Linked DNA regions of Homo sapiens: region 2 is linked to region 1. A link is an interaction called in ENCODE POLR2A ChIA-PET data of the cell type or tissue named here. Cell type or tissue: Panc1. All regions are shown on one strand. Each heading gives the region's core, and the rest is flanking DNA. Links, peaks and the distances in the headings are about the cores only. Region 1 holds the start of ALPP (alkaline phosphatase, placental). Region 2 overlaps GIGYF2 (GRB10 interacting GYF protein 2).

Evidence for each region. Peaks named below come from ENCODE experiments on the same cell type or tissue, not always from the same donor. Only the 100,000 strongest peaks of a DNase experiment are listed, where the experiment ranks them.
Region 2: POLR2A ChIA-PET joins it to region 1 with 12 read pairs; 1 of 35 experiments calls an interaction of 5 or more read pairs at or near these places.

Annotation. Positions count from the first base shown.
Region 1 is chr2:232,374,581-232,379,955 of GRCh38, forward strand. It overlaps ALPP (alkaline phosphatase, placental), which reads left to right and starts at 4,171. Exons shown (of 11, transcript NM_001632.5): 1 at 4,171-4,298; 2 at 4,391-4,507; 3 at 4,620-4,735; 4 at 4,933-5,107; 5 at 5,184-5,356. The coding sequence starts at 4,223. It overlaps LOC124906123 (a long non-coding RNA gene), which reads right to left and starts at 4,452. Exons shown (of 4, transcript XR_007088121.1): 1 at 4,365-4,452; 2 at 1-2,013. RefSeq lists enhancers at 522-1,089, 3,970-4,937. In Panc1, for the core only: no CTCF peak of the experiment used is centred there; no DNase peak of the experiment used is centred there; H3K27ac peaks cover 624 bases.
Region 2 is chr2:232,784,397-232,789,771 of GRCh38, forward strand. It overlaps GIGYF2 (GRB10 interacting GYF protein 2), which reads left to right. Exons shown (of 29, transcript NM_001103146.3): 9 at 2,754-2,933. Among named protein-coding and RNA genes, the nearest start is that of KCNJ13, 11 kb to the left of the region's middle. In Panc1, for the core only: no CTCF peak of the experiment used is centred there; no DNase peak of the experiment used is centred there; H3K27ac peaks cover 352 bases.

The DNA of each region.
Region 1 (5,375 bases), core at 376-5,375:
TGATTATTCATGAGGGGTTGGGAAGAGGTGTTGCTAGTAAGCATGTTCTGGCCAAAAGCTATTAAAAGAAAAGGAGTGTCAAAAAATTTAGGCCGTGCTGGGGGTGGAGGCTCACACCTGTAATCACAGCACTTTGGGAGGAGAGGCTTAAGCCCAGGACTTCCAGACCAGCCTGGGCAACATGGTGAAACCCCATCTCTACCAAAAATGCAAAAATTAAATGGGCAAGGTGGCACACACCTGTAGTCCCCACTACTCGGGAGGCTGAGGTGGAAGAATCTCTTGGGCCCAGGAGGTTAAGGCTGCAGTGAGCCGTGATTGCCCCACTGCACTCCATCCTGGGCTACGGAGCAAGACTCTGTCTCAAAAAACAAAGTCAATGGTTCCCTTTGGTGGGGAAGGAAGAAGTGGGGTTTGAATGGGGGGCAGGGTACATATGGGGAGATCCTGGCTGTAGTCAATTTCTTGATCTGAGTGGTATTACTTTGGCGTTCAATTCTGTAACTCTTCTTTAGGCCATATCTTTCTGTTTTCTGCAGTTTTAATGTTTGACATATCTCAAAAGGAAAGAAAGAAAAGGAAGGAACAAGCTTGCCATTTGATCCAGATTAGATGCAACTGTTCCAGCTGCGTTTTCCATTTTCATCTCAGCCAGTATTTTTCAAAATGTGACATGCACGTATTTCCAAAGGGCGGTACTGAAACAGGATAGGTAATCAAGGAAGTGACCGTGTTCTTGGGATGCAGCAAGCGTGGTGACCGCACAGTCAACACAATAAGCCTCAGCATTCGAATTGTAATTGAGCTCATTCAAGCAAAGCTATCTTCAGTGGGGACTTTTCTTTCTAGAGAGCATGCGCATTTTGATTTTACCTATCCTCAAACTGACCCTTTGCTCATTATAATAGTAAAAAGCGCACCCCGGGTGGAGATTTAAGAAGCTAATGAGACCTGCGACATACGAGCCAGCATGTACAGCTACTCACGCCTGTAATCCCAGCGCTTTGGGAGGCCGAGGTGGGCAGATCACTTGAGGTCAGGAGTTCGAGACCAGCCTGGCCGACATTGTGAAAACCCATCTCCGCTAAAACTACAAAAATCAGCCAGGCGCAGTGGCTTACGCCTGTAATCCCAACACTGTGGAAGGCCAAGGCAGGTGGATAGCCTGAGGTCAGGAGTTCGAGACCAGCTTGGCCAACATGGTGAAACCCCATCTCCGCTAAAAATACAAAATGAGTCAGGTGTGGTAGCAGGTGCCTGTAATCCCAGCTACTCGGGAGGCTGAGGTGGGAGAATCCCTTGAACCTGGGAGGCGGAGCAGTGAGCAGAGATCTCACCAGTGCACTCCAACCTGGGCGACAGAGCGAGATTCCGTCTCTAAAACAAGTAAATAAACAAAAATAAAAAAATAAAAATACAAAAACTAGCTGGGCGTGCTGGCGGGCGCCTGTAATCCCAGCTACTCAAGAGGCTGAGGCAGGAGAATCGCTTGAACCTGGGAGGTGGAGGTTGCAGTGAGCTGAGATTGCGCCACTGCACTCCAGCCTGGGGGACAGAGTGGGACTCCATCTCAAAAAAATAAAAATAAATAAATAAATTAATTAATTAATTAATAAAATAAAATAGAAACAGGGTCTTGCTATGTTGCTCACTATGTGGTGAATTTTTTCAGGTGCTGAGCAAGACTGGAGACCAGACACACACCAATGTCACTTGCAGTAAACAAAGGATATTTGTCCACATTCAAAGTCTATGGTGACACCCTGGCCACATGGGGATGCTTGGCCACCCTGCCTCCTACCTTCATGCCAGAGTCGCCTGTCATAATGTCTGGTTACAGCCCTTCCTCTGAGGTCCAGGGATTTCAAAGCAGAAGCAGCAGGTCTTCCCCGGCTGGAGGAAGAGCCAAAGCCTCCATTCCTGGGATTCTTGGTTGCTGTTACCTGGGGCAAGGGGAGGCCCAGGCTGTGGCGTGTATTCTCAGAGGATTGGTCGTCTTGGTCCTTCTGTTTCCTGGGAAGGAAGGGCTGGTCCTGTAGGGCCCCATCTAGATCCCTTAGCACCCTCTACCACCTGATGCCCTTGGGGATACCAAGCTCTGTGCAGTCCAGACCATGTTCCAGCTCAGTGCCCACCTTACAGGCATGCGCCACCATGCCTGGCTAATTTTGTATTTTTTAGTAGAGATGGGGATTATCCATGTTGGTAAGGCTGGTCTTGAACTCCCGACCTCAGGTGATCCACCTGTCTTGGCCTCCCAAAGTGGCCGGGCAGGGCTGAATTCGCCCCCTCACCAGCTACTGCCAACCACGGATGAATGGCTTCTGCCTGCCTCCTGCCCTCCAGATCTTACCAGGGCATTTCACTGGGAAATATGGCAACAGCCCTTGCCACTCAGGGGACAGCATGGCAGGGGCTGGGAACGAATGTTGTTGCCAAACGACAAGACCCAGCTGGGCCCAGTGGCTCACACTTGTGATCCCAGTGGTCTGAGAGGCTGAGGCAGGAGGATCACTTGAAGCCAGGAGTTTGAGAGCAGCCTGGGCAACACAGTGAGACTCTACAAAACAAAACAAAAAAAATTAGCCAGGCATGGTGGCTGGTGCCAATAAGCCCAGCTACTGGGGAGGCTGAGGCTAAGGCTGAGGCAGTGAGCCATGATCATGCCACCGCAGTCCAGCCTGGTGACAAATGAGACCCTGCCTCAAAAAAAAAAAAAAAAAAAAAAGAGGAAGGTGAGCGCAGTGGCTCATGTCTGTAAATCCAGACACTTTGGGAGGCTGAGGTGGAGGTTCGAGACCAGCCTGGGCAACATAGCAAAACCATGTCTTTACACAAAATAAAAAATGAGTCAGGTGTGGTGGCACATGCCATTGGTGCCAGCTACGTGAGAGGCTGAGGTGGGAAGATTGCTTGAGCCTGGGAGGTCCGAAGCTGCAGGGAGCCGTAACTCAGGCATCACACTCCAACCTGGCTGACAGAATGGGACCCTGTCTCCAAAACCAAAAGATTCCAGCTCGAAAAATAATTGTGGGGTGGCGGCAAAAGCTCCTGACTGGCCTTGACTTTAGAGTGAATCAATGAATTAATTAAGGGCCTGCCTGTTAGTGAGTCTCCTCTGAAATTTAGCCCAGAAATTTCCTAACTCAGCAAGATGAAGCAGGAGGTAGAAGGAACTAAGGGGGCAATAAGCAGGAGGAAGGAATGTCCCCATGAGGGTGACATCTTCCCTGAGAGCCCCAGGACGACCAGCAGGAAGCCAGGCGGGGGGCAGGCAGGAGGACTCCAGAAAGCTCGGCCTGAGGGGAGGCCCGTGGGGGTGGTGGGGAGTGGTGCGGGGAAGGCAGAGGCTGAGCAGCAGGTGAGGTCCCCTGGGTTTTGGGGGCCAAGCCTGGGGCTCGGGGCGAGCAAGCATGAGTGGAGAAGGGGCTGCTGTGGTTGGGCTGGGGTGGACTCCCCACCTGCGTCGTCCAAACATTAGTGTGAGTGCACCCACACAAACACATACACAATCACACACAACATGTGAGCAATGGGCAGGACTGGTCCGGCCCCACTCAGTGCTGTCACCATTGGCCCCACAGCTGCCCACAGCCCTAGAGCTCTGGGCCCAGATTCCTGCCAGCCCCACCTGTCCAGGCCAAGGTAAGATGATGGAGCAAGGGGGTGCCAGGGCAGCAAAGCCCCCCACGTGCCCCTTTCCCACAGGGCCCAGGCTCCTGGCATCAGGAGGCTGAACCCAGGCCCTGGCCCAGACTGTGTGCTTCCAGCCTCCCCTCCTCTCGACACCAGAACACAGCCTGGCCCCAGCTTCTGGGAAATATAGAAAAAAATGGGTGAATGATCCAGTGACAGGGTGTCTTGTTCCACACAAGACACAGTGAGCAGGGGTTGGGGGAGGGGCTCCTGGCTGCGGGAGGCACACCACACTCACCCAAATGGCATCTGTACTCAATACCGCACCCTTCCCTGGGGGACACCTGGTCCCAACCTGAGCTGCCTTTCTCAGGACCCCAGCCCCAGCCCGGCCCAGCCCAGCCACACCCTGCCACTCCCTTCAGCCAGTGTGGCTTCAGGTCAAGAGGCTGGGCAGGGTCAAGGTGGCAACGAGGGGAGAAGCCGGGACACAGTTCTCCCTGATTTAAACCCGGGCAGCCTGGAGTGCAGCTCATACTCCATGCCCAGAATTCCTGCCTCGCCACTGTCCTGCTGCCCTCCAGACATGCTGGGGCCCTGCATGCTGCTGCTGCTGCTGCTGCTGGGCCTGAGGCTACAGCTCTCCCTGGGCATCATCCCAGGTAATGAGGCTCCCCGAGCTGCCCCTACACAACACACACACAGGGCACCCCCCAGCCCAGGCTGACCTGATTTTTGCTCTCCCCCTGGCCAGTTGAGGAGGAGAACCCGGACTTCTGGAACCGCGAGGCAGCCGAGGCCCTGGGTGCCGCCAAGAAGCTGCAGCCTGCACAGACAGCCGCCAAGAACCTCATCATCTTCCTGGGCGATGGTGAGTGAGCCAGGCCTTCCAGCCCTGCAGCCCTCACAGCCCCGGCGCCCGGACCCTCAGTGGTTCCAGGAGAGCCCTGGGGCCCAAGCCTCACACATTTCTGTTCCTTCAGGGATGGGGGTGTCTACGGTGACAGCTGCCAGGATCCTAAAAGGGCAGAAGAAGGACAAACTGGGGCCTGAGATACCCCTGGCCATGGACCGCTTCCCATATGTGGCTCTGTCCAAGGTAAGTGCTGGGCTACCTTAGAGTCCTCCAAGCACAGAAGGGGAATCCTGGCTATGGAGTGTGGTAGGAGGGAGGGACCCTAAACAGCTGGGGCTCCAGTAAGGAGTTAGAGGCAGTTGGAATCCCAGAGGACAGAGATCAGGGTCTGGGTCTCCGTGTCTGCCCCAGAGAAGAGCTCAGAGTGTCTCTGTCCCCAGACATACAATGTAGACAAACATGTGCCAGACAGTGGAGCCACAGCCACGGCCTACCTGTGCGGGGTCAAGGGCAACTTCCAGACCATTGGCTTGAGTGCAGCCGCCCGCTTTAACCAGTGCAACACGACACGCGGCAACGAGGTCATCTCCGTGATGAATCGGGCCAAGAAAGCAGGTGAGCTGGGGCCCGCTGCTGGGTCACGGCCAGGTCACAGACGTTGGTCACATATACTGACCTCTGACACCCTTAGGGAAGTCAGTGGGAGTGGTAACCACCACACGAGTGCAGCACGCCTCGCCAGCCGGCACCTACGCCCACACGGTGAACCGCAACTGGTACTCGGACGCCGACGTGCCTGCCTCCGCCCGCCAGGAGGGGTGCCAGGACATCGCTACGCAGCTCATCTCCAACATGGACATTGACGTGCGACCCCCAGGCCAAG
Region 2 (5,375 bases), core at 140-5,139, 410 kb after region 1:
TTTTTTTTTTTGAGACGGAGTCTTGCTCTGTCACCCAGGCTGGAGAGCAGTGGCGTGATCTGGGCTCACTGCAAGCTCCACCTCCCAGGTTCATGCCATTCTCCTGCCTCAGCCTCCTGAGTAGCTTGGGACTACAGGCGCCCGCCACCGCGCCCGGCTAATTTTTTCTATTTTTAGTAGAGATGGGGTTTCATCGTGTTAGCTTGATCTGACCTCGTGATCTGCCCGCCTTAGCCTCCCAAAGTGCTGGGATTACAGGTGTGAGCCACCGCGCCTGGCCACAAAATAATTTATAAAAGCTGCAATATGGTTTTTGATATATCAGATATTACATAATAACTACAATAGATTTAGATTATGACTTCTCTGGTAAACCAAGTGATATAGTTTGGATGTTTGTCCCCTCCAGATCACATGTTGAAATGTGATCGCCAGTGTTGGAGGTGGGGCCTGGTGGGAGGTGTTTGGGTCATGAGGGTGGATCCCTCATCCCCTCCCCACTGTAATGAGTTCAAGAGTCTGGGATCTCTGTCATCTTTCTTGCTCCCTCTCTCACCATGTGACATACTTGCTCTCACTTCACCTTCCACAATGAGTAACAGCTTCCTGAGGTCTCACTGGAAGCCAGACAGATGCTGGTGCCATGCTTGTATAGTCTGCAGAACCACGAGCCAAATAAACAACTTCTTCTTCTTTTTTTTTTTTTAATAAATTACCCAGCCTCAGGTATTCCTTTATAGCCATGCAAAATGGACTAATAAACCAAGGAAAGCCAGAATATAGTTCTGACATTCCAGACACGTCCTGCAGGTAAGAGCAAGGTCATAGATAATAAAACCCTTGCTTGGTGGTTCAAAACAGCAAACATTTATTATCTCAGTTTCTGTGGGTTGGGAATCTAGAAGCAGCTTAGCCTAGCTGGGTGGTTCTGGCCCAGGGTTCTTGTAAGGCTGCACTCAAGGTGTCAGCCCATGCTGCAGTCTCTCAAAGCTCAACTGGGGTTTGATCCACTTCCAGACTCACTCATGTTTCTGGTGGTAAGTCTCAGTTCTTTGCCATGCAAGCTTCTCCACGAGGTCTGTGTCACTACATGGCAACTAGTGTCCTTCAGAGAAAGTGTCCAAGATGGAAACTACAGTCTTCTTTAATATTTTAAGTGGCATCTCATCACTTCAGCTGCATTCTGTTAGTCCAGCTTATAATTGGGGGTAGAGGATTCCACAGAGATCAGCAGTCAGGGATTGTTGGTGAGCTCTTAGAGGCTGTCCACCACAATAAGAAAGCAGCAGATCATGTCTTCCATTCTCCCAAGATATTTTATCTTTCAGTAGAATGATACCTAGTAGCAGACTAACAACCATATGGACAAGCAGGATGCTGAATCTCAATATATGTAAGATGGAATATAACAGAATGACCAGAAATTAGAATTTCATTTTCATATGCTGTTGTTCAATTATTTTTTCACTTTTAGTATGGATTAATTAAAAGGATTGAGTTTGTCATTATGAGAACTTGAACTTTTATTGTTATAAACTGAGGACATCAATGTATGTTATTCTGGATTTTCAACTATTTTGATGTGAGATTTTATAAATGTTATGAGTTATATATGTTAGCACATGTGGAATGGTGACTGAAGAATTTGTTTGCACAATTTAGAATGATCTTGTCCTTTTAAAATACCAGTTTAGTTTACTTGGTATACCAGGCTCTCTTTTGACATTAATGTAACTTTTGAGACATTAGGTTAGACATAGCTTAGCTTTAAATTCTGTCCAAAAGCAATTTATGGTATGCCTGTATTGTATTAGGTGCTAGAGTAAATGAGGTTATACTACTTTTCAATTTTTTTTTTTGAGACGGAGTCTTGCTCTGTCACCCAGGCTGGAGTACAGTGTCGCGATCTCTGCTTACCGCGACCTCCGCCTCCTGGGTTCAAGCCATTCTCCTGCCTCAGCCTCCTGAGTAGCTGGGATTACAGGCACTTGTCACCACACCCAGCTAATTTTTGTATTTTGAGTAGACATGAGGTTTCACCACATTGGCCAGGCTGGTCTCCCAACTCCTGACCTCGTGATCCACCTGTCTCGGCCTCCCAAAGTGCTGGGATTATAGGCGTGAGCCACCACGCGGCCTGCTTTTCAGTTTATAATCTGTTTTGGAATGAAAGACGGCCTGAAATGTACAGATATCATGTTTAGGCAGAATCACCAGTAGGTGTTGGTTATATAAAGTATGTTGTATGATGAAAAATATCTTATAACTTTAAAAAGTATGTGCTAGTAAGGAAGGATTGGCAAGATACACTGTTAGTGAAAACAGCAAACAAAACAACATTTATAACATCCTGAGGGTGGCGTTTGTGTGTGTGGATGAGGGAGCTATGTATACATGTGTAAGTGTACCCATGGACAGTGTTTGGAAAGACTTTATAAGAAACTTGGTGATGGTTCCTTCTGGGGAGTACGACTCTGAGGGTCTTGTGTAGGAAGATGGACTTTTCATTGTACGCTTTTTCAAAAAAAATTTTACATAATATTTTTGTTTAAAAAAATTGCCCAGTCTCTGAACATGGCTTTAAGAAATGTGTCTAATAATATATACATATACCCACTGTTATTTTAGTGATTTTTTTCTGAATATTGAAATGGACCCATTTGCAGGAAAGCTTGATTTGAGCTGTGAAGTTTGTTTTCAAAGCCTATACTGGCAGAGGCTCATGTTTACTTACCATATTATTTTCTTTATAGGGAGACCAAATTTTGAGGAAGGTGGACCAACATCAGTAGGGAGAAAGCATGAATTTATACGCTCAGAAAGTGAAAATTGGCGCATCTTTAGAGAGGAACAAAATGGAGAAGATGAAGATGGAGGTTGGCGACTAGCTGGATCAAGGAGGGATGGAGAGAGGTGGCGACCTCACAGTCCTGGTAAGAATTCTGTTGAGTAAAGGCACACAGGGACTGAAATAAGGGAAAGTTTGATGGAAATAGGGATTAAATGAAAAAGATAAACTGGCTTAAAAAATGTGGGGGTGGATTCATATTATTTATGCTGTCACAGTTTTATTACTAGAAAAAATTGCAACATAAAAATTTCCTACATCTATTCAGTTGATTGAAATCACTTTTCTATTTTTCTGGGGCAAATAGTGTAGTTTAATGGGAAGCACCTGCGCTCAACTGCAGAAATGAGGGTTTCATTCAGTTTTGTCTACCTCTAAATCTCTGAATCTTTTTTAGCATTCTTTAAGATTTATAAATGTGTAAAAATTACACACTTGAAATATGTGCTTCCCTCCCCAACAATGAGTGTTTTTCCTAACAAGAAAGGGTTTATTCTTTCATTTTTTCCCTTTTGAAAATGTGATTTAACCTTATTTGAAGAATAAGCTTTAAACCTAGGTCAGAAACATAATCACAAGTTCATTCTTATGTCCTTCTAACTTTAGAAGAAGGAGAGACAATAGTAGTGATTAGTGGCTTTTAAAGTTCTTCTGTTTGTCTCTTAAAAATGCTCAAACTGTTCTTCTTGGACATTAGATATGCTAGTAATTGAAGACACTAGTGCTTTGTGTTAAAGTTCATCCTGTACCACAGTGCTGATTCCATGCCTCATGATAATCAGATGCAACTGTAGTTCCAATTGTGGGGTCATGCAAAACTGAAGCACACAGAGTATATGTGGAATGCCCTATGAATTTCATGTGTATGACAGTATTTTATCAACCATGTGCCAGAGGGGCTTACCTTTAATACAGGAAATTATGATAAGTAAACTGTTTTCACTTTTAAAAATCAAGTTATTAGCAAAACCACTAGCTTAGATCTGGGTAGACATTATAACAGGCATTCAGAGTATTTTAAGGAAGTGGTAGGTAGATAGAAACATACTGAAGTTAATGTTTGGGTAGAGTTAGGATGGTTTTATACCAACTCTTCATGGCTGCCTCTTGGGTGGGTTTTCTGTCATTAGTGGGCATTGTTTACATCACAAGGTCTAGACAATTTTCATTAGTCTGTGACCTGGGCCAGATGTTATAGTTCTCTAAAAGGCATCACTGCATTTTATGCTGAGCTTGTCCGTAGGCAGAGGGTTTGTAGACTATGTTCCCAACAAGCATTCAGTGAAGAATGGATAGGATCTGGGCTGAGAGAGAAAAGAAATTCCAGCTGGTCAAAAACAAACAAGGTGAATGTTTTGGAAGATGAACTGTGTTTTTTGAGCCCAAATGTCTGATGTTGATTCTATTAAAGGGAGTTTAACAAAGTACCTCCCACCCAACAACTTAGAATTTGGTTATATATTATCTTCTTCTCATCTTTTCTGAATCTTTCTTTCCCCCTAATATTTGACTTTCATATCATTTTTGTCATCAACTTGTGTATCTTCCAGAACTTTTAATCCATATACATATATATTTTTTCAGTCACACCTGTGGCTGAAATCCATATATTTTTAAAAGACAGTTTGGGGGATATAAAGATCCCCCAAATATAAAGTTTGGGTCTGAAAAAACAGTGTAAATGCATTTTAAAAAAGAATACGATTCACTTTTTAAACCCAGTATATTCAAAGTATAGCCTGATTATAGCAGTTTTCATATGTTAACTCTTAACGTTTGTTAGTTTATGGTTAATCTTTTATTAAGATTTGAGTAAAACTTTAAATTATTTTAACTGATTTTATGAAAATAGTATCCAACTTTAGTTTAGATGTAGGGTCTGTAAATCAGCAGTCAGCCTTAATAAGTACCTTGCATGTCTTACTTGCTATGTTTAGTTTCGTGAGTAAAATTTTATGAACTACTGATAAGATAACATTATGGGATATAAAATAGGGCTTCCGGCTGGATGTGCGTGGGGGTGGGAACATTAAGGACAGGGAGGCATCCAGTCTGGGAGCTGAACCTAGGAAAGTCAGTAAGAGGAGAAACATGAGCCAGGTACCTAGAAGGATAGATTCCTGTCATGATGTACATTTAGACTGTTAGAAATGAAAGCAGTACAGAGGGCTCTGGAATTCATTTGATCATGAAGACTCTTTTCACATAATGGCTCTAGGTTTCCACGTAAGCAGTCTGAGTATAAAATTCCTTAGTTCTCATAGGAAGTAGTAAATAGTGTTTTGTTGTTTTTATATGAAGGGATGGGAGTGTGGGACTAAGATTTCTTTTTTGTGAGTGGCTTATCAGATGCTACCTGTATTTGGCATTTTAACGTTTTGCCCTTTGTTTTCCAATTTGATTTTTAGATTGCTGGTTTTTGCAAAGTTTGTCTCAATAGTGAGAACATTTAACTCTGGCCACATTTCTTTTTCTTATCCCCCACAGAGAAAGCAGTCAAGGATGGAAAATTCTAATAGGTTAAAGC